3 separate regions of the Homo sapiens genome follow, and regions 2 and 3 are each linked to region 1. A link is an interaction called in ENCODE POLR2A ChIA-PET data of the cell type or tissue named here. Cell type or tissue: MCF 10A. All regions are shown on one strand.

Region 1 (8,000 bases):
GTCTATGAGGATCCAGCCTAGGGGTGCAGAAGGCCCTACAGGGTTAGTTTGCCGCCAGGTACCTCCGAGGCAGGCAAAGGCCACCTGACAAGCTGGCGGCAGGTGGCAGGGAAGGGGGTCCACGAGCACAAAGCCCTTACGCAGGGTGACAGAGGCGGGGATGGAGGTTCTAGCACTCAGGCCCATGGCTGCTCTTCACCCTTCCTCTCTGAAACCCAGAACTGGCACATCCCACGGGGGATACAGCCCTCCAGGCTGTAGAAGCCACAGGGGCCTAGGCTCAGGGTACCAGGCCCAGCCCAACACAGAAACCACCAGCCACTGCCGGCCTTCTGCCCGCTGCCCAGTCTTAAGGTGACGGCTCCTATGAGAATCTTGTCCTATTTAAATATTTTAAAAGTATGGCTCTTCTTCCTGGAAAATGCATAAACACAGCATTCCATATACAATTTCACAGAATTCTGAAGCTCTACTAGGGACTCCAGGTGAAGACACCCTACATAAAGTGAAGAGGAAAAGTGACTGAATTCTAGATCTGGTCATTTCCTTGGGAACTCCTCCTGCCCTCCCCACCCCGAGCGGCAGCCCCAGTGCCTCACCTTCTTTGTCGGTCAGCACCTCCATGCGCCCACTGAACATGGCCTTGAGCATGGTGTCGTGGCGGGTCAGGGCCCGCACAGTGGTGTAGTACAGAGAGCCGCCCACGTTGAGCTGGACATACTTGTTGCCCAACCCTCCTCCCTTGAAGCCACTGAGCTTGGGCTTGGCCCCTGAGGCTGGGCACAGGCAGGTGTCCCCCGACATCTCCCGCTGCAGGTAGATCACCACACGGCAGGAGGTAGGCTTGGAAGGCTCCGCCGTGGTGGAAAGGGTCACGAGTGAGTGGCCAGTGGAGGCCAGAGCCTCATAATCTCAGTGCTGTACATGGGAGAGGGAAGAGAAGACACGAACCAGCTGAGACAGCCCAGGAGGAGACAATAGCAGAAACACGACCGTACTCATTCTCTCCCTGACAAGCCCAAGCACTGCTCCCTGGCAGAGGCTAAGTCCCTGCCATTTTGCTTTCTTTTTTTTTTTTTTTTTTCTTAGAGACAGGGTCTCACTCTGTCACCCAGGCTGGAGTGCAGTGGTGCCATCTCGGCTCACTGCAGCCTTTGCCTCCCAGGCTCAAGTGATCCTCCCACCTCAGCCTCCTGAGTAGCTGGGACCACAGGTGCACACCACCACACCCAGCTAATTTTTTTTTTTTTTTTTTTTGGTAGAGACAGGGTTTTACCATGCTGCCCAGGCTGGTCTCGAATTCCTGAGCGCAGGCGATCCGCCCACCTCAGTCTCCCAAAGTGCTGGGATTATAAGTATGAATCACCGCGTCTGGCCTCCCTGCCATTTTTACTATAGCAGGAACCAGGGCTGGAGGCAGTCTCCCAGACTCCTGCCCTGGTCACCTCATCAGCCTCCCTGAGACTCAGCTCCACTCAGGGCAGCGAGGAAGACAAGCAAACCCATGGAACCAGTTAGAGAGGGCCAGAGGAACAGATCACCCTAGAGATCTACCAGTCAGATTCCAGTTACTTTCTTGTCAAGGTTCCCAGGATCCCAGACTTCCAACCAAACCTACTGGGAATCCAGCCAGTCTAGGAGTTTCCCAGGAGCCAGAGGGACAGGATGCACTTCCTTTCTAAAGATTCCAGCCTCCAGAGCAGTCTGTGCCAGTGTTTATTTTGAGCACCACCGAGAGTCTGGCTTCAGGAAGGAAAGTAAAAGCAGCTTCAGGAGAGAATGCAGTAAGCCAGGGTCGGGGGTGCCGGCCAGTGTTCTTGGTGCAGGTTACCTGGGCTTCGGCTGGGGCTTCCTGACCTTCCCCTTTCTTGGCACCAGCCTTGTCCCAAGTTCCTGAAATTGTCACCATTTTTCAGGGAAGAACAGCTATAGGATGGCTGTTTTCCTTTCTTTTTCCTGAGAGGGAGCCCAGCCCTACTCTCCTCTTCCCTCCCAATAAGAATGGGAGAAGAAAGGACTAGAAAAGATCAGAGGATAAATCTAAAAACAATGAGGTGAGATGTGTGCTGCCACCTGCCTGTACTCCTGGCTACTCAGTAGGCCGAGGTGGGAGGATCTCTTGAGCCCAGGAGTCAAGACCAGCCTTGGCAACATAGCAAGACCCCATCTCTTGGCATTTAATATGTACTAGCTCATTTAACTCATTCAGCAATTAAACTACTGAGTGCCTACTATGTTAAGCAGTAGGGAACAATGAAAAAATATTGTCTTTGCCTTCAAACAGTTCAAAGAAGCATCATAACAGGAATTTTTAAAAAGAGAGAAAGCTAGCATTTATTGTACCCCTACGTGCCAGGCATTGGGTACTCAGAAGAGAACACATATAGAAAGTCATGTCCACATGGAGCTTACATTCTAGTGGAAGGAAACAGACTAGCAACAAGGACTTAAATAAATAAGCAGATAATTCCAGAACCTGATAAATGCAATAAAGATAATAAAACAGTGATATGAGAGTGATTAGGGAGAGGCACTAATTTAGACAAAGGGACAGGAAAAGCATCTTTGGGATGGTGACATTTCAGCTGAGGTTTGAAGAGAGCATTGTAGACAGATGGAAGAGTAAGTGCAAAGTTCCTGTTAGAAACAAGTTTTAGGGGGCGGGTGTGGTGGCTCACACCTGTAATCCTAGCACTTTAGGAGGCCGAAGTGGGTGGATTGCTTGAGCCCAGGAGTTCAAGACCAGTCTGGGCAACATAGTGAGAGTTTGTTTCTACAAATAAAAAAAAATTAGCCAGATATGGTGGCTCATGCCTGTGGTCCCAGCTGCTCGGGAGGCTGAGGTGGGATGACTGCTTGAGCCTGGGAAAGTCAGCCTGGGTGACATAGGGAAATCTCATCTCAACAATGACAAAATTAAAACAAGTTTGAGGATCAGAAATACGGTCATAATGGCTGGTGCACAGACAGTAGGGGGAAGTTGGTTTGATGTCAAGTCAGGGAAGGCAGGCGTTAGATGATAACAAAGGTGGATTTCATACTAATTGCTATATAGTATATGAATCAATTGGAGGGTTGCAAGCAGGGGAGTGATATGATCTGACTTGCTTGTAGTGTATTTTGAAAAGATAACTTGCTGCTGGGTAGAGAATGAATTGTAAAGGTGCAAGAGAGAAAGTGGGAAGACCAGAGGAAGCAGTAGTCTAGGCAAGAAGAGATGATGGCAGCCTGGACCACATTGGTAATAATGGAGACAGAAAAAAAGTGGAATGATTTCACCGAATGCTCATCACATGCAGGAGTTTACAGTTGCTCATGCCTTGTAAGTGCAACCCAGAAGCAGGGCACTGGTTTCCCAAGTTTACCGCTGTGTTCCCCTAATGGTGCTCAGCACAATGCCATGCACATTTTAAGTATTTAACATACGTCAGTTTGTTAGACTGAAATTGTCCCTGAAAAGATTTAGGTAAGTCCCTGGGAAGAATGTCCAAGGAAGTGGACAGCCAGCGTGGGTGCTGTGTGAAGCAGTGAATTCCTTTGGCGGCTTGTCTGGGAGACTCTTTCATTTGCCACAGGGGTTGGGTATGGGAGGTGAGCCCTCACCAGGAGGTTGCCAATGACTAAGAAACACTAGAATGGTATGAGATCACCTTCCCTTTTCCCGCCCACCTCAAAGGAATAAATCCACCTCTCTAACAGGTATTAGCAAGTTCCCTGTGTATTTTGTGTCTAGTCCTAGTTTTCCCAGGATCAGAGAAAGCACACATACATGTTCTGCCAATGCAAAGGAGCTCAAAGGATAGGCCTGCCAAGAGAGGTCGGCGGATCCAGAGCTAATCTCTTCCTTTCCTACAAAGCAATTGCTTTGAGCCCCTGGATGACGTCAATCACATTCCGCCCAGACCAATGGGTTCCAGGAATTCTGTGGCAGGTGACGCCCCAGAAAGTAATTCCAGTGAGAATGAAGTTTCCACTGATAGCCACAGTGCTCTTCCTTCCGCACTTTGTGTGTGGATATTTGGGGATGCCCGGGGCTAAGGGCGGATCCGTGGCTCACGCAACGAAGCTAATGGGAACCCAAGCACAACAAAGGGCAAACAGCCGCGGAGGTGGAAAGAGGAGGGGTCTAAAAGGAAGAAGGACCCAGAAATCCGTCAGACACGGAGGACGGCGGGAGGAAAGCTGAGGGCTAGAGTGGCGGATCTAGCAGAAACCCTAGGTGTAAAGGTTAAGCGTCACCCAAAAAGTCCTGGGAAATGTGGCCGGTGTGGGCTCTTCTCTAGCCCGGACCACTCCTCACTACCGAGAAACCCACACCGGTTCTCACGCCCACCCTCCGTGGGAGATCGGAGCTCTCCATCTCCCCTACGCCGCCCGCGCCTTTTCCCCCAGGACCCGGCCGGGCTCGCTCTACTCCAGCAGGGGCCGTCCATCCCTTCCCCGAGGGCATCGGCGGGCCCGGCTCTCACCGTCCCCGGGGGCGCCTCTCCTCTCAGCTGGGTGGCCAGCGGACTCCGAGCCGCCCCTAGCCTGCAGCCGCCTGCCCCTCAGCAGTCCCAAGCTGTGAGCTCACATCCTGCGCTCGTCGACTCCGCCCGGAGTGCTGCCCAGCCCAGCCGGCTGGGGAGCCTGAGACTACAAGTCCCTGCATGCATAGCGCTCTATCCGGGAAAGGGTGGAGGCGGAATCCCCCGAGGGTCTTCGCGGAGAGAGCAGAGCTACTTCTGGCCGCCTTGCCGGCGCTAAGGCTTCTGGGTCTTGTAGGCCGGGCCTCCCCTCGGGCCTCTGTTTCCCAGCAGGCTCTGTGGAATGGGGGCTGTAAGTGCTTCCGGAGTCAGGAAGGTAGTGACGTCATAGGTAAACAGGCTCTGTATCCGTGGCAGCGGCCGTGGCAGGCTGGCTGGGTACCGGCTGTCGCTGACCCAGGAGAAGCTGCCTGTCTACATCAGCCTGGGCTGCAGCGCGCTGCCGCCGCGGGGCCGGCAGGTAGGCTGACCTCGGGTCGGGGGACGCGGGCGGACCAGGGGCGAGAGGAGCCTGACAGGCCCGCGTCCTGAGGAAAGGCAGTACCGGGCGGGGAGAGACGTGGGAATTCCGCCCCACTCTCAGGGGGGCGCTTTCACACCCAGCTTAGGCCTGGAGTTTGATGCGTTGATGCTTGCCACGATCTTACGAGGAAACTGCGGCTCGGATAAGTTCGGGGAGTTTACATAGTAAAGAGTCGGCTCGCAGTGCCTCGCATGCATCTGGGAGAGCCGGGGCGCAGAAAGTATGCCACCGCCTCATGCTCAGGGAGCTTAGTCCCAGCTCTTGGGCCAGGTGTTGCTCAGATGCTCAGACACGCGTGTGATGGGAGTTGGTAGATAATCTGTGAACTCTTTCCCTGCACCTCTTCTTCCATCTTACCTATCTCTTTAAGCCAGCCCTTCCAATCAGATAGGTGGGCCAAGCCAGATTCATGGGAGTCATGCCTGACTTGTTTTTCTCTTATCCCCAAACCCCCACATTCAGTCAGTCCATTGCTAAGCCCCATCACCTCGACTTACAAAACATCTCAACTCGGAACACTTGTGTTCGGCTGCCAGCCTTGGTTACTGCAATAGTCTCCTGTTTCCACGGTCATTCATTCCACAAACATTTACTGAGTGCCAGTTATGTGTGGGCACCATGCTAGGTGCTAGGGTTAGAGTGATGAACAAGAAGGTACTTGGGGCTTTGCCCTCTCTTGTTCCCTCCAATCGGTTCTCTCAGGCTGAGCAAGAGTGATCTTTCTAAGTCTGATTTTGTTGGTCTGCTGAGAACCCGCTGGCTGTCCCATTACCCTTCTGATAAAATCCAAGCTCATGACTGCGTCTTTCAGAGCCTTCGGTGATCCAGCTGTTGTCTCCCTGTCTAGCCTCATTCTGTTCCCTTCTCTTGCTCAGTCTCTGTTCTCGGAATGCATCAAATTTCCTGTTGCCTCAGGATCTTCACATACGTGTTTCCTTCTGCCTGCAATGCCTTGCTTCCCCTTTCACTTGACATACTTTTGGACAGTCTTTAGGTCTGTTTAAGTGTCATTTTTTTCAGAAGGCCTCTGTTGGCCCTCCCCTCCAAGTCCGCCCCCCATGAACTGTGTCCTCCTGCAGCACTTCACACAGCACCATGTACTTTTCCTTATAGTAATATCACGATTTGTGATTATTTCTTTACCATCTGTCCAGAGGCATTGTTTTCACTAGTCTGTCCCCAGAGCAGGGACTGAGTGGATGTTTCTGAATAAATGCATGCTCTCAGGGAAGGGGGTGGAAGTTGAAGCAGATATTTGCTCCCTCATGTTACTTCAATCTTTCTGGAGCAGCTGGTCAGATTAATGACCTGTAGCTGCGAAAGACAGATTTTTTGGTTTTTTTTTTGAGACAGGGTCTCACTCTGTTGCCCAGGCTGGAGTGCAGTGGTGTGAACACGGCTCACTGCAGCCTCCACCTCCTGGGCTTAAGCGATCCTCCCAGCTTACCCTCCCAAGTAGCTGGGACTACAGGCACCTGTCACCAGGTCTGGCTATCTTAGAAATCTTTTGTAGAGACGGTATTTTGCCACATTGCCCAGGCTGGTTTCAGACTCCTGTGCCCAAGTGATCCTCCCACCTCAGTCTCCCAAAGTGCTGGGATTACAGGCATGAGCTACTGCACTGGCCAGATCTTTTTAAAAAGCCCTATTTTAAGGAAGCTACAGATGAACAAAATGCTTCAAAAGGATGATGCTAGCTCACTTACATCAGTGGATTCCAGTGAGGCCAAAGGCCAGAGTCGTCTACAGACAGCTCATAGACATGTATTAGTTGGCCCATGCAGTGTTGGATGTGGGTTTTCCCCCTTACTTAAAATTTTTGGATTACATACCAACATTGAGGTACTGGATTTCTGGTCATCTTAAAAACCAGAAGTTCTGGAAACAGTGAGACTTGATTATTTTCCAGCCATTGCTCCTCCTTGGCACACCTGCCCTGGACAGCCAACCCCAGAATCACCCCATTCAGAACAGGACTTCTCTAAGGAAGCCAGAAGGGAAACAGCTGAGGCTGGGGGCAGTGGGGGCAGAGGGAAGGGGCTGGTGCAAGTCCAGGTGATGGTAGACTTTGGAGCACCTGGGTTTTAGAATTGGCATAGCAGCCAATTGCTAGATGTAAGTAGCATTGCCTCCCTTTTTAAACAGGTCATAAAGATGTCTATGTTTAATTGTGTGTGTGTGTGTGTGTGTGTGTGTGTGTGTGTTTTGAGCCAGAACAAGAGTGAGTTTTCAGTATTTCCTTCCTAGAATTGAGGCATCCTTTGGAACAGGAATGCAAGGTGGCTTGGTAAGGGAGAAGATATCTCTGTTAGTTCTCTGTTGCCTACAGAAAAAATCCAAACTCCTTAGCTTGGCATGCAGGGTCTTCCTGGTCTGGCTCCAGCTCACCTTTCCAGCTCCATTCTTTTTCCTCTCGTCCTTAGGTGAGATAGGTCCTTTCAGTGACTTCAGGCCTTTGTCCATGCTGTTTTCTCTGCTTGGAATACCTATCCCTGTTCTCCTGCCTTGATATGTTCTTGCTGATACTTCATTCCTTTTTGTGTTTTCTGCTAGGAAGAGAATGACCCAACTTTGATTCCCAATTCAGGCAAGCATACGTTTTGAGTAATATTCTTACTCCTGACTTTTTATTTTTTAACCATAATTTTTAATTTACTCGGATTTCCTTTATTTGGTTTTTGTGTTGTTCCAGTATATGTATTTGAGAAGCCTTTTCATGTGCTTTTCAGTACATAACTGGTGATATATAAAGTAAATACACTGATGGCTTACAACTTAGTTCACATGTCACTCCTTCATTAATGGCTCTGTCCTCCTCTGGCTCTTTACTGATGTTTCTAAACAAGCATTTAACGCAGTGTGGTTTTTCAGTTTCCGTGTCTGTCTTCTTCCAGCTGAACTATGTGCTCTTCAGGGCGGGCACCGTGTTGCATTCATCTTTGTACCCCCAG
Region 2 (8,000 bases), 54 kb after region 1:
TAAGGTATGGGCTCTATAGAGTCTTTGACCTTTTTAATGGAATAAATATAAACAATAGAAAAGAGGCCCAGATAATAAACAAGATTAGTCAGAATTGGCTGTCAACAGTAAGAGGTTAGGTTTTAGGGATAAAATAGAAAAGGAAAGGGCCGGACGTGGTGGCTCATACCTGCAGTCCCAGCACTGTGGGGGACCAAAGCAGGAGGATTGCTTGAGGACAGGAGTTCAAGAGTAGCCTAGGCAATATAGCGAGAGCCTGTCTCTACAAAAATTAAAATAAATATGAGGATGAAAGGGATTGCAGGAGAGGAGAGGGAATGAGAATGGGGAACTTGCATGCTGTATATAAAGGGACTACTTGTTTCCTAGTACAGAGATCATCACATTTAAAGGATAAATTAAAAGACCTTAAATGTGAGTTAAGTCAAGAAAAAATAATAATCAGAAAAGAAGTTGCAGTTCCAGTGGCATGTGCCTGTAGTCCTAGCTACTCAAAAGGTTAAAGCAGAAGGATCAGTTGAGCCTGGGAGTTTGAGCCTGGGCAACATAGTGAGACCCCATCTAAAAATTAGCCAGGCAAGGTAGTGCACACCTATGGTCCTAGCTACTTGGGGGGCTGAGGTAAAAAGATTGCTTGTGTCTAGGATTTGAAGGTTACCGTGAGCTATGATTATGCCACTGCACTGCAGCCTGGGCAACAGAGCAAGACCTTGTCTCTAAATAATAAAAATAAAATGCTATAAGGGTTCAAAAGAAGAGTGACTAGGGATGACTTCGGAAAGAAGTCCTGAGGAGAGAGGAATAGGTATTACCAAAGACAGGAGATACTGATGTATACACAGTAATTGCAGTTGACAAAGAGTAGGCATAGCTAATTGGAGCAGATTGTGTCTATGGCATAGTGGATTTCATGCATTCTTTAACAGAAGAAACCACCTCAAAATTTTTTTTTAATGTTGAACTTCAGTATATGAAAGAGAAGGGAAGCCCACACAGTGTTTTTTTTGTTTTTGTTTTTGTTTTTGAGACGGAGCTTCGCTCTTGTCACCCAGGCTGGAGTGCAATGGCGTGACCTTGGCTTACTGCAACCTCTGCCTCCTGGGTTCAAGCGATTCTTCTGCCTCAGCCTCCCCAGTAGCTGGGATTATAGGCATGAGCCACCACGCCTAGCTAATTTTTGTATTTTTTAGTAGAGACAGGGTTTCATCATGTTGGCCAGGCTAGTCTCGAACTCCTGACCTCAGGTGATCCACCCGCCTCAGCCTCCCAAAGTGCTGGGATTACAGGCGTGAGCCACCACACCCGGCCCACTCAGTTGTTTTGATTGAAGCAGAGTTCTAGGTCTCCAGGAACAGTTTAAAAGCTATAGGCTGGGTGCGGTGGCTCACGCCTGTAATCCCAACACTTTGGGAGGCCGAGGCAGGTGGATCATGAGGTCAGGAGTTTGAGACCAGCCTGGCAACATGGCGAAACCCCATCTCTACTAAAAATATAAAAATTAGCTGGGCATGGTGGCGCATGCCTGTAATCCCAGCTACTTGGGAGACTGAGGCAGGAGAATGGCTTGAACTCTGGAGGCAGAAGTTGCAGTGAGCCAAGATTGTGCCATTGCACTCCAGCCTGGGCGACAGAGCAAGACTATCTTAAAACAAAAACAAAAACAAAAACTGTAACTAGGCTGGGCGCGGTGGCTCACGCCTATAATCCCCAACACACTGGGAGGCTGAGGTGGGAAGATCTCTTGATCTCAGGAGTTTGAGACCAGCCTGGGCTACAATAGTGAGACCCTGTCTTTACAAAAAAAAAAAAAAAAATTAGCCTGGTGTGGTGGTGTGCACCCTTGTTCCTAGCTACTTGGGCAGCTTAGGTGGGAGGATCACTTGAGGCCAGGAAGTTGAGGCTGCAGGGAGCCCTGTCCATGTCAGTGTGCTCCAGCCTGGGTGACAGAGTGAGACCATGTCTCAACACACACACACACACACACACACACACACACACACACCCTTATAACTGGAAGGCAGAAATGGGAAATATTAGAATAGGCACAAATCTCATACTTATTTATTGTTTACTATGTGCTAAGCACTTAACAAATATCTCATTAAAATCTTATAATAGGCCCCTGAGAGAATTACTGTTATTCCCATTTCGTGTAAGAAACTTCTCTTTTGTGTAGAGAAGTTTAATAAGTTCAAGGATAAGCAACCAGTAAACTATAGAATCAGGATTAAGATCTTAGGCCTTCTGCCTCCAAAACTCATGCCACACTGAATGTGGAAGGCTTTAATGCTCCTTCAATGCGGAATTGTATTTTGTAAGCCAAAGGCAATTTTTGATCAGAAGAGAGGTATAGACTTATAGCAAGAAGAGATACTGAAGGCTGGACATGGTGGCTCACGCCTGTAATCGTAGCACTTTGGGAGGCCAAGGTGGGTGGATCGTTTGAGCTCAGGAGTTTGAGAACAGCCTGGGCAACATGGCAAAACCCTGTCTCTACTAAAAGTACAAAAAAAAAAAAAAAAGTTAGCTGGGCATGGTGGCGTATGCCTATAGTCCCAGCTACCTTGGGGACTGAGGTGGGAGGATCGCTTGTGTTCAGAAAGTCAAGGCTGCAGTGAGTTGAGATAATGCCACTGCACTCCAGCCTGAGTGACAGAGACCCTTTCTTAAAAACAACAACAACAACAACAAAGAGAGATTGAAGATAATTTAATCTAAAACTCATTATACAGTTGAGAAATTTATTTTTAGCATTCTACAATGTTTTAGTGATACTGCTGAAACCCAAACCCAAATTCTTTTATTTGAAATCTAAAGCTCTTTCCATTACCCCAGCCTGGCATTTGTGGTGGAAATAAAATAATAGTCTGGTCAATGTATGTCTGAGGAGGGAGATGGAAAACCATTTAGAAAGTTATCTGGGTATGAGTGTAGATAAAGGCTTGAAAAAGTAATAGCACTGGAAATGGAAAGGGAGGTATAACTATGAAGGTTGATAAAACACGTGAACTATGAAGCACAGTATATAGTCAGTTTATGCACGTGTTTGACTAGCAAGCCCCTGTTCACTAGATTTATTGTTAATCCTTTATAACAGCTATCATTTATTGTTTACTGAGTGCTTGCACATGAATTATCTAATTTAAATCCTCTTTGAGATAGACATTCCCATTTTATAGGTGAGGAAATTGACATTCTGAGCAATAATTTGCCCAAGGTCTTATAGCAAATAAGTGGTAGAATCATGGTACTGAAACCTATGCTTTTAACCAATATGCCTTAACATACCTAAACTGTAGGTGCTAGTTCACTTCTCTATCCTGGGGAGATATGATAGTGGTAAGGAATACCAGTGCTACAGAATTGAAATATACTGGGCCGGAAAAAGTGGAGATAATTCTGAATATGATATATTTTCTTAGGGCACTTGAAGTCGTAATATATATTTTTCATGATGAGTATAAATTCACTAGAAACCTGAGGTTAAAATTGAGTGGTAAGAACTTTTGCCAAATATTTAGGGATGGAAATTGGTGTCCAGGGAAAAAGAAAGTACTGTAACTTATATCTTATACTGTAATTTCCTCCCTGATTTCTTCTTATACTTTATATTTCTCTCCTGTGGCATTTTAAATGTTCTCTCTTGTATAATTTTTGTTGATGTGTGTCTTTTACCCTCAGTAGACTGTAAATTCCTAAAGGATAGTAATTACTGTGCATTTATGTATTCTCTATTGTTGCTTTTCTTGTTTTGTATTCTGCATTTGTTTATTGCATGCTTAGAATATGCCAGATCTGGGTCGGGCGTCGTGGCTCACGACTGTAATCCCAGCACTTTGAGAGGCTGAGGTGGGCGGATTACCAGCCTGGCCAACATGGCGAAATCCTGTCTCTCCTAAAAATACAAAAATTAGCCAGGCATGTTGGTGCATGCCTGTATTCCCAGCTACTTGAAAGCTGAGTCATGAGAATCACTTGAACTCAGGAGGTGGAGGTTGCAGTGAGCCATCTGGGTAACAGTGTGAGACTCTGTCTCCAAAAAAAAAAAAAAAAAAAAAGCCAGATCTGTACTAAGTCTTTAAGAGTGAGTAAAATATAACGTCTGCCCTTCTGCTCTCCAGAGGCTTATTTCTAATAAGGAGACAAATGTAACAAATTTAATACAGTATAATGACTGTTGTAATTATGAAGTTAAAGGTACAGTGGAGGCTTAATAGAGAACTGAGCAATTTAACTTAGAATTTCAATTTGTTGGCCAGGTGCGTTGGCTCATGCCTGTAATCCCAGCACTTTGGGAGGCTGAGGCAGGCGGATTACCTGAGGTCGGGAGTTCGAAACCAGCCTGACCAACATGGAGACACCCCGTCTCTACAGTACAAAATTAGCTGGGCCTGGTGGTGCATGCCTATAATCCCAGCTACTCAGGAGGCTGAGGCAGGAGAATGGGAGGCGGAGGTTGCAGTGAGCCGAGATAGCGCAATTGCACTCCATCCAGGGCAAGAAGAGTGAAACTCCATCTCAAAAAACAAAAAAAAGAATTTCAATTTTTTTTTTAATGATTAACAAGTGAAAAGTCTCAGCTTGTGAGAATAAAGAAGCAAGCAACTATTTTCTGTACATGCAGCTATACTTGCTGATAGATACGTGGAGCACAGGTGTCTGTGAGTTAGTGGAATCACTTTATTCTTCCATGAGAAGCATTGGTATTTTAAAGTGGGATGAAACCTGAAAATAAGAATACAAAGTAAAAAGTGTTTTATAAGAAATCTATTTTATTAAAGAAAATCTTTAGAAAGTTCATTTAAAATTTACCACCAAAATTCAAAGTAATGGTGCTTAAACATCTGGAAAAGAGAACAAAGTGTAATATCTTTTCATGTAGTGTAATATCTTTTCAAATGTAGTTTATTAGTTTAAAATCCAGTTTTTCCTTTCTCACTAAATCTTCTCAAACCAGTAGATAGAACTCCCACTGGATTTTCTTGTAACTCCCATTTGGTTCAGAAGGAGGGAGCAAAGAAGGTAGGAGCTGGGGCCTCGTGGTAGCATACATATTTGAAATTGACTGAGTGTGAGACAATAGCAAGTGGTGTGAGTTGTGCCACGTTTAGAGAGGACTGATTATTGCCACCTAGGATTATAGTCTCAGTGTAACATTTTAAGGTTATTTGAAAATTTCTGAACTTACCTGAACAATGAATGAATAAATGAAAAAAAATGAAAAAATAAACATTTTACACTTAAATATTTCATTTAGATGAACTTTATAGAGGAGCTAGTAGCCAAGCTTCTATTTTTGAGATCTCCATAATGGTAAAGGGGGTCACATTTGTCCCCTATGTAGTCCAAAATCAGTCCCCTGTCCTGGACCTTATCTCTAGAGAACCTCAGTATGTCTGGGGCACAAGAAGCTCTACATTTAGGGCTGGGCTCAGTGGCTCATGCCTATAATCCCAGCACTTTGGGAGGCCAAGGTGGGCAGATCATTTGAGGTCAGGAGTTCGAGACCAGCCTGACCAATACAGTGAAACCCCGTCTGTACTAAAAATACAAAAGTTAGCTGGGTGTGGTGGTGGGCACCTGTAATCCCAGCTACGGTGGAGGCTGAGGCAAGAGAATTGCTTGAATCCAGGAGGTGGAGGTTGCAGTGAGGCAAGATTGCACCACTGCACTGCAGCCTGGGCTAGAAAGTGAGACTCTGTCTTAAGAAGCTCTACATTTAACAAGCCCTCCAGGTAATTTTGATGAGCAGCTGGGCTTAAGAACCTTATCTCAAGAACATTTTTTTCCTATACAGGTTTTGCCCTTTGATGAGCTAAATGTAGAGGCAAAGTGGGTGAAGTGAAAATGACTAGATTGTTGCCACTACTTTTAAGTAAAGTAAGAACAAACTTACGTGATGCTGTATAGGTTACACAGCATTTTCATATTTCATTTAGTTTTATAATCCTTTAAATAATTGTTATTATTAATATCCCTATTTTGTAGTTGAAGAGAGGGAAGTACCAAGGAGTTAAATGACTTGCTCAGTGTCCCCCAGCTTGTTTGTTGTAGAACTGGACCTTCAACCCAGATCTCTTAACTCCCAAACCCTGTTTCATGCTCATAGTGGTAAGAGGCAACCTGGATGCAAAGTTGATGTGTATTACAGGTTGAGGAGGGGTGAATAGTTTCATGAACTTTTAAAAAGCAGTTCCATTTTTAAATTCTTCCTAGAGCTTCTATAAACCCTTTTTAAGACAGCAACAGTGACTCTGGCTTATTTGCTACTAGTTCTCTGCTTTGTTATATTATCACCCAAGCCCACCACGGGTGGGTAAGACTACCCACCCATGCTAGAGAGGGTAGTCTATCCCATGCTAGAGAGGGTAAGACTTCTTTTTTCTTTTTCTTTCTTTTTTTATTTTTGAGACGGAGTCTCACTCTTGTTGCCCAGGCTGGAGTGCAGTAGCATGATCTCGGCTCACTGCAACCTCCGTCTCTTGCGTTCAAGCAATTCTCCTGCCTCAGCCTCCCAAGTAGCTGGGATTACAGGCACACGCCACCACGCCTGGCTAATTTTTATATTTTTAGTGGAGTCAGGGTTTCACCATGTTGGTCAGGCTGGTTATGAACTCCTGACCTCAGGTGATTCACCTGCCTTGGCCTCCCAAAGTGCTGGGATTACAGGCATGAGCCACTGTGCCTGGCAAGACTTCTTTTTTCTAATGGCCACACTCCTAACAAGTCATGCTTGTGCATCACCTGTTTCTTTTTTTTTCTTTTCTTTTTTTGAGAGATGGAGTCTCGCTCTGCCACCCAGGCTGGAGTACAGTGGCATGATCGAGGCTCACTGCAACCTTTGCCTCCCGGGTTCAAGAGATTCTCCTGCCTCATCTTCCCAAGTAGCTGGGACTACAGGCTTGCACCAGCACACCCAGCTAATTTTGTATTTTTAGTCGAGATGGGGTTTCACTGTATGTTGGCTAGGATGGTCTCGAACTCCTGACCTCAAATGATCCACCCACCTCAGCCTCCCAACGTGCTAGGATTACAGCCATGAGCCACCACGCCTGGCCTCGACTGTTTCGTATTGACTTCCAGCATGTTGTGTTGTTGGAATTCCCAGTTGAGTTTGAAACAGATTTTCCACTTGGCATATTAGTAGTTCCTATCATGCCATTCATACTTGCTTTGTTGTTTCACATTTATCTTTTCATAGCATGAAATGTAATGATTGGAATTGCATTATGGGCTACATCTTCTCTAATTGGTTCAAAGCAAATAGAGATTGGATGGGAAAAGTCAGTGGATTATGGGCCTGTACAAAAGTGCTTTGATGAACATCCATGTCATGTACATCTCCTCAATACTAAAAATACTGGGTCATAGAATGGACACATGCTTTATTCTACTAGTTATTTTAAAAATAACTAGTAGAATAGTTATTTCTACTATTTAGTAGAATAGTTATTTCTACTATTTAGTAGAATAGTTATTTCTACTATTTAGTAGAATAGTTATTTCTACTATTTAGTAGAAATAACTTTAAAAGCAGAAAGCATTTAAAGTGTTTTACCCATTTATTTTTATTTTTTATTTATTTATTTATTTTTTTGAGACAGAGTCTCACTCTGTCACTCAGGCTGGAGTGCAGTGGCGCAATCTCGGCTCACTGCAAGCTCCGCCTCCCGGGTTCATGCCATTCTCCTGTCTCAGTCTCCAGAGTAGATGGGACTACAGGCGCCTGCCACCACACCCGGCTAATTTTTTTGTATTTTTAGTAGAGATGGGGTTTCACCGTGTTAGCCAGGGTGGTCTCGATCTCCTGACCTCGTGATCCGCCCACCTCAGCCTCCCAAAGTGCTGGGATTACAGACGTAAGCCACCACGACCGGCCGTTTTACCAATTTATAATCCCACCAGCTGGGTATGAGAGTTTCAGTTTCCCTATGTCCTCAAACTTTAAAATATATGTCAGTTTGACAGGATAAATGTGATCTCATTGCTTCTCATTTGTT
Region 3 (8,000 bases), 240 kb before region 1:
AGGATGCCTACCAGGGACAAAAGGAGATGTGGGAACTGGAGCCCTAAGCTTGCTAGCTGTCAGAAGGACTGGTGCCACTTGATGCCCAGGACTCATGCCAAGGACTGCTGCCCTGTTCCCAGCCCCTTGCTTGATGGGGAGGCCATTTGGCCCATCTGGCCAGGAGAGGCAGCAGAGGGTGAGGTCTGGCTTTTTTATCTTGTCTCCACTCCAGGGAGCTGTCACCATGCCTCACTCGTACCCAGCCCTTTCTGCTGAGCAGAAGAAGGAGTTGTCTGACATTGCCCTGCGGATTGTAGCCCCGGGCAAAGGCATTCTGGCTGCGGATGAGTCTGTAGGTAAGTGGACATCTGTAGCCAGGTAGGGTACAGGTGGCTAGGGGACCCTGGGGATGTTCTCACTGCCTCTCTTTGTTTGCCCCTAGGCAGCATGGCCAAGCGGCTGAGCCAAATTGGGGTGGAAAACACAGAGGAGAACCGCCGGCTGTACCGCCAGGTCCTGTTCAGTGCTGATGACCGTGTGAAAAAGTGCATTGGAGGCGTCATTTTCTTCCATGAGACCCTCTACCAGAAAGATGATAATGGTGTTCCCTTCGTCCGAACCATCCAGGATAAGGGCATCGTCGTGGGCATCAAGGTGCAGCCCCTGGCCCTGCTCTGAATGGAAGCTGGGTGTGAAAATAAGCTTGTGTAGGAGGGGTAGCAAGGAGAATCCTGCCTGGATTCAACCCTCTGCTTGTACTTCCTCTACAGGTTGACAAGGGTGTGGTGCCTCTAGCTGGGACTGATGGAGAAACCACCACTCAAGGTATAGGATGGGTGGGCTTGAGGACCAAAGAGGTGTTAGATAGTTGATGCTGGTAAAAGAGGGGCAGAGTAATGAGGTTGGCACTGTGCTTGCAGGGCTGGATGGGCTCTCAGAACGCTGTGCCCAATACAAGAAGGATGGTGCTGACTTTGCCAAGTGGCGCTGTGTGCTGAAAATCAGTGAGCGTACACCCTCTGCACTTGCCATTCTGGAGAACGCCAACGTGCTGGCCCGTTATGCCAGTATCTGCCAGCAGGTGTGTGTGTTGGGAGGGTGGTGAGCTAGGTGCCCTGTATGCCTGGTGGGGAGAGAGTCACAAGGCTTTCTTCATCTCCCCTACTGCCCCTCCCAAGCATCTCTGCTCTTGCCTGCAGAATGGCATTGTGCCTATTGTGGAACCTGAAATATTGCCTGATGGAGACCACGACCTCAAACGTTGTCAGTATGTTACAGAGAAGGTGAGTCCACACCTGGGCACACAAACATACTGCAGGGACAGCTCGGCAGGAGTGTCTGTTCCCCAGAACCCCCAGCTTAGATCCAGGCACACTTTCCCCTAGCACTTTTTCACTTCATCCCGGCACAGGCCTGTGATCTGAGCCTGTACTGAGCCCTCACAGTCTGTGCCCATCTACCCCTACATAGGGAGCATCGAGCAGTAACCAGTGGGGGCCCAGACCCTTAGTAAACCTCCTCTAATCCCCACCCAGGTCTTGGCTGCTGTGTACAAGGCCCTGAGTGACCATCATGTATACCTGGAGGGGACCCTGCTCAAGCCCAACATGGTGACCCCGGGCCATGCCTGTCCCATCAAGTATACCCCAGAGGAGATTGCCATGGCAACTGTCACTGCCCTGCGTCGCACTGTGCCCCCAGCTGTCCCAGGTACTACCCAGCTCCCTAACCTGCTCCTATCCCTAAGGCCCATCTTCAGGTCCTTCTTGTGGCCTTCAGGGGTTCCCTATCCTGGAAAAATTGGGAGTGACCAGTCAGTTTGTCTTCTCTCCTCCACACTAGGAGTGACCTTCCTGTCTGGGGGTCAGAGCGAAGAAGAGGCATCATTCAACCTCAATGCCATCAACCGCTGCCCCCTTCCCCGACCCTGGGCGCTTACCTTCTCCTATGGGCGTGCCCTGCAAGCCTCTGCACTCAATGCCTGGCGAGGGCAACGGGACAATGCTGGGGCTGCCACTGAGGAGTTCATCAAGCGGGCTGAGGTTGGGAGCTACAGGTGGTGGTGGGTGGGGGCAGCACCCAGAGGCTATAGCCTGGGCAGGGCTTGGCACCTGTGGGCTGGCTCAGCCTGCTTACTCCACGCTCCCTTTTGCAGGTGAATGGGCTTGCAGCCCAGGGCAAGTATGAAGGCAGTGGAGAAGATGGTGGAGCAGCAGCACAGTCACTCTACATTGCCAACCATGCCTACTGAGTATCCACTCCATACCACAGCCCTTGGCCCAGCCATCTGCACCCACTTTTGCTTGTAGTCATGGCCAGGGCCAAATAGCTATGCAGAGCAGAGATGCCTTCACCTGGCACCAACTTGTCTTCCTTTCTCTCTTCCCTTCCCCTCTCTCATTGCTGCACCTGGGACCATAGGATGGGAGGATAGGGAGCCCCTCATGACTGAGGGCAGAAGAAATTGCTAGAAGTCAGAACAGGATGGCTGGGTCTCCCCCTACCTCTTCCAGCTCCCACAATTTTCCCATGATGAGGTAGCTTCTCCCTGGGCTCTCCTTCTTGCCTGCCCTGTCTCCTGGGATCAGAGGGTAGTACAGAAGCCCTGACTCATGCCTTGAGTACATACCATACAGCAAATAAATGGTAGCAAAACATTCTACTTTGCCTGTCTGTTTTACACATCAAATTCCCACCTCCCAGTTTCTGATCTCTGCTAATTCTATCTCTGGGCCCTCTGACTCTGGAGGTGGAGAGGGTGGGATTTGAGTCTTACTGGGCTTCAAGTTATGGAGGAAGGGCACATGCAGTCACCATCCCCAGCTCAGGCTCTTGCTCTCTTGATGTCCAAGTCTGGAGTGGGGCAATGAGGAAGACTGCAAGTCTTCTAGGGACTGCCACATCAGTGGCACTGGGCTGCAGCTACAGAAGTATGGAGTGAGGCCAAACTGGCAACTCCTGAAGGCAGATTTGTGCAAGGCTCAAAGCAGGGAGGCAGCAAGACAGGCTGGGATAAGAGTGGGTGGGAGTCTCTCCCATCTCGCAGTGTTAAGCCCAGCTGGGACCTGGTACCTTCCACTAGGGTGAGCCACACCAGTAAGGGCAAGCGAGCACCTGGACTCCCGCCCAAAGAGGAAAACCAAGGCTCTGCGGGCTGCCAGGGCTGAGCAGGGCATCTAGGAGGTTGCCAAGGGCTATGGCCCATTTTCATTTGGGGTAGAAGTGGGCACAAAGGGAGCCAATTGGAGGGTCTGGGTAAGGACAGCTCTGGTGAGGCCTGATGCTGAACTTTAACCACTGGGCTGGGTTGTGAGGTAGGCTGAGAACCTGGGTCTAAGCAGATAAAAAGAAGAGATAACAAGCTGCGTGTGTTCTGTGTCAACTGGGGAGGCTACAAATGCTCCACCCTGTGTGGCCTGACTTTATAATAACAAAAATAGCTTGCACATAGCACCAACCCTGTTCTAATCACTTTATATGTACTGACACATTTCATACAACTCTATAAAGTAGGTACTATTACTATCATCCCTATTTTAATAGAGAAAACAGGCACAGATAGGCACAGAACGATCTTCTCACGATCACTCACCTAATAAGTGATGAAGCCAGGATTTGAACCGCAGTGATCAGCATCTAGAGTCTGGGCTCATGACTTTTCAAGATTTTTAAGTGAAGTATTCTGAGTTTTCCAAGTTGGAAATGAATTAAAACGTATTTTAAAATAGCGAGAGAGCCAATTGTGCTAAAACATACTAGCTTGCTACCTCCGTGTTTGAGGCTTTGAGGAGAGGGCACCCTAAGAGGAGTTCTACGATAAGGATAATAAGACCGTGACAGTTGACGTTGAGGGCTTTCCGTGTGCCAGGCTCCTTACAAGAACGGCCTCATTTATGTAAATATCTCCATTTTCAGATGAGCCTCGGAGCTGCCTGTAGTTGCCCAGCTAGTATTTAAGGACTGCAGAGGTTGCGCTCTTGATTGCGGGGCTAGAAGTGTGTTCTACAGGGAAGCGGGGAACTTCGTTCCAGCAGCGCCGAAACCCGCACGGCCCCTAGGCTGTCCCTCCGCGCCCGGGTGACTTCCTTTCAGATCCCCAGCGAAGCTCCCAGCGGAGCCCTCCCACCCCTCGCCCGCTTGCTCCCGTCTGCGGGTCTGGAGTAGCGCTCGCGATTGGCCCCGATCACCGCCGCGGTCCTGCCCCCTCGTTGCAGAGATTCCGATTGGGTGAGGCTCACGAAGCTCTGCCCCCACGGTGGCCGGAGCAGCCGGAAGCTAGCATGGCGGCCGCCGGGGCTGCGGCTACACACCTAGGTGCGGTGGGCTTCGGGTGGGGGGCCTGCAGCTAGCTGATGGCAAGGGAGGAATAGCAGGGGTGGGGATTGTGGTGTGCGAGAGGTCCCGCGGACGGGGGGCTCGGGGGTCTCTTCAGACGAGATTCCCTTCAGGCTTGGGCCGGGTCCCTTCGCACGGAGATCCCAATGAACGCGGGCCCCTGGAGGCCGGTGGTTGGGGCTTCTCCGCGTCGGGGATGGGGCCGGTACCCTAGCCCGTTTCCAGCGCCTCAGTCGGTTCCCCATGCCCTCAGAGGTGGCCCGGGGCAAGCGCGCCGCCCTCTTCTTCGCTGCGGTGGCCATCGTGCTGGGGCTACCGCTCTGGTGGAAGACCACGGAGACCTACCGGGCCTCGTTGCCTTACTCCCAGATCAGTGGCCTGAATGCCCTTCAGGTGAGACTGCTGTGCGGGAGGGTCGGGGGACAGCCCCCCCGGCAAGGTGGAGACTCAGTGACGGCCCTGATGCTCCTTCCTGTAGCTCCGCCTCATGGTGCCTGTCACTGTCGTGTTTACGCGGGAGTCAGTGCCCCTGGACGACCAGGAGAAGCTGCCCTTCACCGTTGTGCATGAAAGAGAGATTCCTCTGAAATGTGAGTTACTGGGGATCAGGGCTGCTTTTCGCCTCTGAGCTCAGTTCAGAGCTGAGTTGGGTGGGAGGAGCGGGGGTGTACCATAAACGCAGTTAAAAACTTACTGTTGAAAGACCTCTGAATGAACAGTGTGTTTGGTCAGAAAAAAACTACTTTCAAATTCACAGTCACTAAATAGCAATTTTACTCGTAAGACAGGCTACCTAATCGGAAGCAGTTGATGCCCATCAGGGTATAGGGGAAGAGGTGGGATATAGTGGAAAGAACACAGAGTTTGAAATTAAATTGGATTTGCATATAGGCCCTATTTAGTTTGTTTGTTTATTTATTTATTATATTTTGAGACGGAGCTTCGCTCTGTCGCCCAGGCTGGAGTGCAGTGGCGCCATCTTGGCTCACTGCAACCTCTGCCTCCTGGGTTCAAGCGATTCTTCTGCACCAGCCACCCGAGTAGCTGGGATTACAGGCGCGCGACACTACGCCCAGCTAATTTTTGTATTTTTAGTAGAGACGGGGTTATGCCATGTTGGCCATGCTGCTCTCGAACTCCTGACTTCAGGTGATCCGCATGCCTCAGCCTCCCAAAGTGTTGGGATTACAGGCGTGAGCCACCGCGCCCAGCCCCTATTCAGTTTAACATTAAACACTTTACTGGGGTACTTTTTTTTAGGTACCAAGAATTTAGGAATGAATAAGAAATTGATAATGGTTTCAAGATGTTCATAGGTAGGGGAGAAAGATAAAATAAATTACAGTAGAAGTATACAAGAAACAGAGATTGCACTTAGTAAAGAGTATTAACCATCTGGGAGGAAAGAAAGGCAGAGAAAGTTTTGAGAGATGTAATTCTTAAGTCGGATTTTTAAAGGATGTGTAGGAATTCAGGTTAAGTGGGAAAAGGAGGGAGAGAATTTCAGGCAAAGTTAATAGCATGAGACAGTATAAGGATAGCTGATAGTTGTTGCTCGCTGTGTGCCAGAAACTAGGTGAAGCATTTTATATGTGTTGCCTCATTTAATCCTTTCTAATGATATGATCCCCATTTTATAAATGAAGAAACTGAGCCTTAGAGAATTTAACTTGTGCAAGGTCACACAGCTAGTAAGAGATGGAACTGGGATTTAAATCCAGGCCTGACTGATTCCAGTGTTCAAGCTTTTAACCAACAAACTATACTCCTGTGTGAAAGTGTGGCGGGGTGAATCAGCATATTGGGGGACCTATGAGCAGTTTTGCCTTACTGGAATGTGTAGTGAAAGACTGGGAATGACTGGAGATTTGGGCTGAGTCTAGAGCATGAGGCATCTGTGTGCCATTTACTTTTTTAGTTCTTTAGCCTTGGTGAAAACTTTTCTTTTCTTTTTTTTTTTTTTTTTTGAGAAAGGGTCTCTCTTTGTTGCCCAGGCTGGAGTATGGTGGCACGATCAGGGCCCACTGCAGCCTTGACCTATTGGGCTCAAGCGATCCTCCCATCTCAGCCCACCTGCCTTAATAGCTGGGACTACAGCCGCACACCATCACACCCAGCTGATTTGTTTTGGTATTTTTAGTAGAGATAGGGTTTCGCCATGTTGCCCAGGCTGGTCTCGAGCTCCTGGGCTCAAGTGATCAGCCTCCCAAAGTGCTGGGATTACAAGTGTGAGCCACCGCACCCGGCTGGTTAAAACATTTTTTTAAAAAAATGATATTTCGTATGGTTCAGCCTCTGTACACACACAAACTTCTGGTTTTCTTTCTTTTTTTTTTTTTTTTTTGAGATGGAGTTTCGCTCTTGTTGCCCAGGCTGGAGCGCAATGGCACGATTTTGGCTCACTGCAACCTCTGCCTCCTGGGTTCAAACGATTCTTCTGGCTCAGCCTCTGAAGTAGCTGGGATTACAGGCGCCTGCCACCACGCCCAGCTAATTTTTTGCATTTTTAGTAGATACGGGGTTTCACCATGTTGGCTAGGCTGGTCTCAAACTCCTGACCTCCAGTGATCCACCAGCCTCGGCCTCCCAAAGTGCTGGGATTACAGGCGTGAGCCACCATGCCCAGCCAAACTTCTTGTTTTCTAAACAAAAATTGGACTATCCCTCACAAGTTAGTTTGAAATTTGATTGTTTTCAGTTTATCATGGATTTCTTCATATTTGATAACACAGTGTTCAGTAATATGGGTATACTGTAAACGTATAGTATAGGCAACACGTATAAAGGGTGACCAAGAGTATAGAATCTGGGATCAGAGAGCTGGAATTCAAGCCTTATTCTGCCACTTATTTGTGTAAATTTGAGTAAGGTTGTTAACTTCTCTAAACCTTGGTTTCCTCATCTGTTAGACGGAAATAGTAATAGCGTTGTTCATTTATTCAACAAGTATTTACTTTGTAGCTATGTCAGATACAGTTCTAGTTACTAGAGATATAGCAGTGAACAAAACAGACAAGAAGAAGACAATAAAAAAGACAAAGCTGGATGTGGTAGCTCACACCTGTAATCCCAGCACTTTGGGAGGCCGAGGCAGGCAGATCACTTGAGATCAGGAGTTTGAGACCAGCCCGGCTAACATGGTGAAACCCCATCTCTACTAAAAATACAAAAATTAGCCGGGCGTGGTGGCGGGCGCCTGTAATCCCAGCTACTTGGGAGGCTGAGGCAGGAGAATCGCTTGAACCTGTGAGGTGGAAGTTGCAGTGAGCCAAGATCCCACCACTGCACTCCAGCCTGGGTGACAAAGACTCCATCTCAAAAAAAAAAAGAAAAAAAGACAAGTAAGTCAAATGTATGTTAGATGGTGACAGAAGAAAAATAGAGCAGGACAGGAGGAGAGGGAATTTTCTTGAGGAATGGGAGGGGATTGCAGTTTTAGATAGGGTGGACAAGGGAGGTCTCATTGAAAAGAGGACATTCGAGTAAATACCTAAAAGGCGAGGGAATAGACTGTGCAGATATCTGGGGGAAGAGCATCTTGGCAGAGGGAAAAGCATGTCTAAGGTCCCGAGTTAAGAGCAAGTGTTGTACCTTTCAGGAGCAGTGAGAATCTCCTTGTGGCTTCACTGGAGTGAATGAGGAAGAGAGAAAGAGGAAATGAAATAAAACCAGAACAGTAGAAG

Evidence for each region. ChIA-PET counts read pairs that join two places held together with the same protein. Peaks named below come from ENCODE experiments on the same cell type or tissue, not always from the same donor. Only the 100,000 strongest peaks of a DNase experiment are listed, where the experiment ranks them.
Region 2: POLR2A ChIA-PET joins it to region 1 with 29 read pairs; 9 of 35 experiments call an interaction of 5 or more read pairs at or near these places.
Region 3: POLR2A ChIA-PET joins it to region 1 with 15 read pairs; 5 of 35 experiments call an interaction of 5 or more read pairs at or near these places.

What each region holds. Positions count from the first base shown.
Region 1 is chr17:28,332,326-28,340,325 of GRCh38, reverse strand. It overlaps IFT20 (intraflagellar transport 20), which reads left to right and starts at 4,854. Exons shown (of 5, transcript NM_001267776.2): 1 at 4,854-4,986. It overlaps TNFAIP1 (TNF alpha induced protein 1), which reads right to left and starts at 4,565. Exons shown (of 7, transcript NM_021137.5): 1 at 4,470-4,565; 2 at 600-918; 3 at 1-17. The coding sequence starts at 804. RefSeq lists silencers at 4,423-4,472, 4,966-5,157 and an enhancer at 4,513-5,042. In MCF 10A, no CTCF peak of the experiment used is centred here; DNase peaks (open chromatin) are centred at 1,605, 3,655, 3,905 and 4,725.
Region 2 is chr17:28,278,747-28,286,746 of GRCh38, reverse strand. It overlaps the pseudogene KRT18P55. Among named protein-coding and RNA genes, the nearest start is that of TMEM97, 36 kb to the left of the region's middle. RefSeq lists an enhancer at 3,461-4,660. In MCF 10A, no CTCF peak of the experiment used is centred here; a DNase peak (open chromatin) is centred at 3,956.
Region 3 is chr17:28,567,759-28,575,758 of GRCh38, reverse strand. It overlaps PIGS (phosphatidylinositol glycan anchor biosynthesis class S), which reads left to right and starts at 4,235. Exons shown (of 12, transcript NM_033198.4): 1 at 4,235-4,296; 2 at 4,571-4,710; 3 at 4,796-4,907. The coding sequence starts at 4,263. It overlaps ALDOC (aldolase, fructose-bisphosphate C), which reads left to right. Exons shown (of 9, transcript NM_005165.3): 2 at 215-338; 3 at 425-636; 4 at 753-807; 5 at 903-1,063; 6 at 1,182-1,265; 7 at 1,518-1,692; 8 at 1,825-2,024; 9 at 2,138-2,639. The coding sequence starts at 227. The coding sequence ends at 2,233. RefSeq lists enhancers at 3,855-3,904, 4,595-4,714 and a silencer at 4,695-4,891. In MCF 10A, a CTCF peak has its summit at 169; a DNase peak (open chromatin) is centred at 4,158.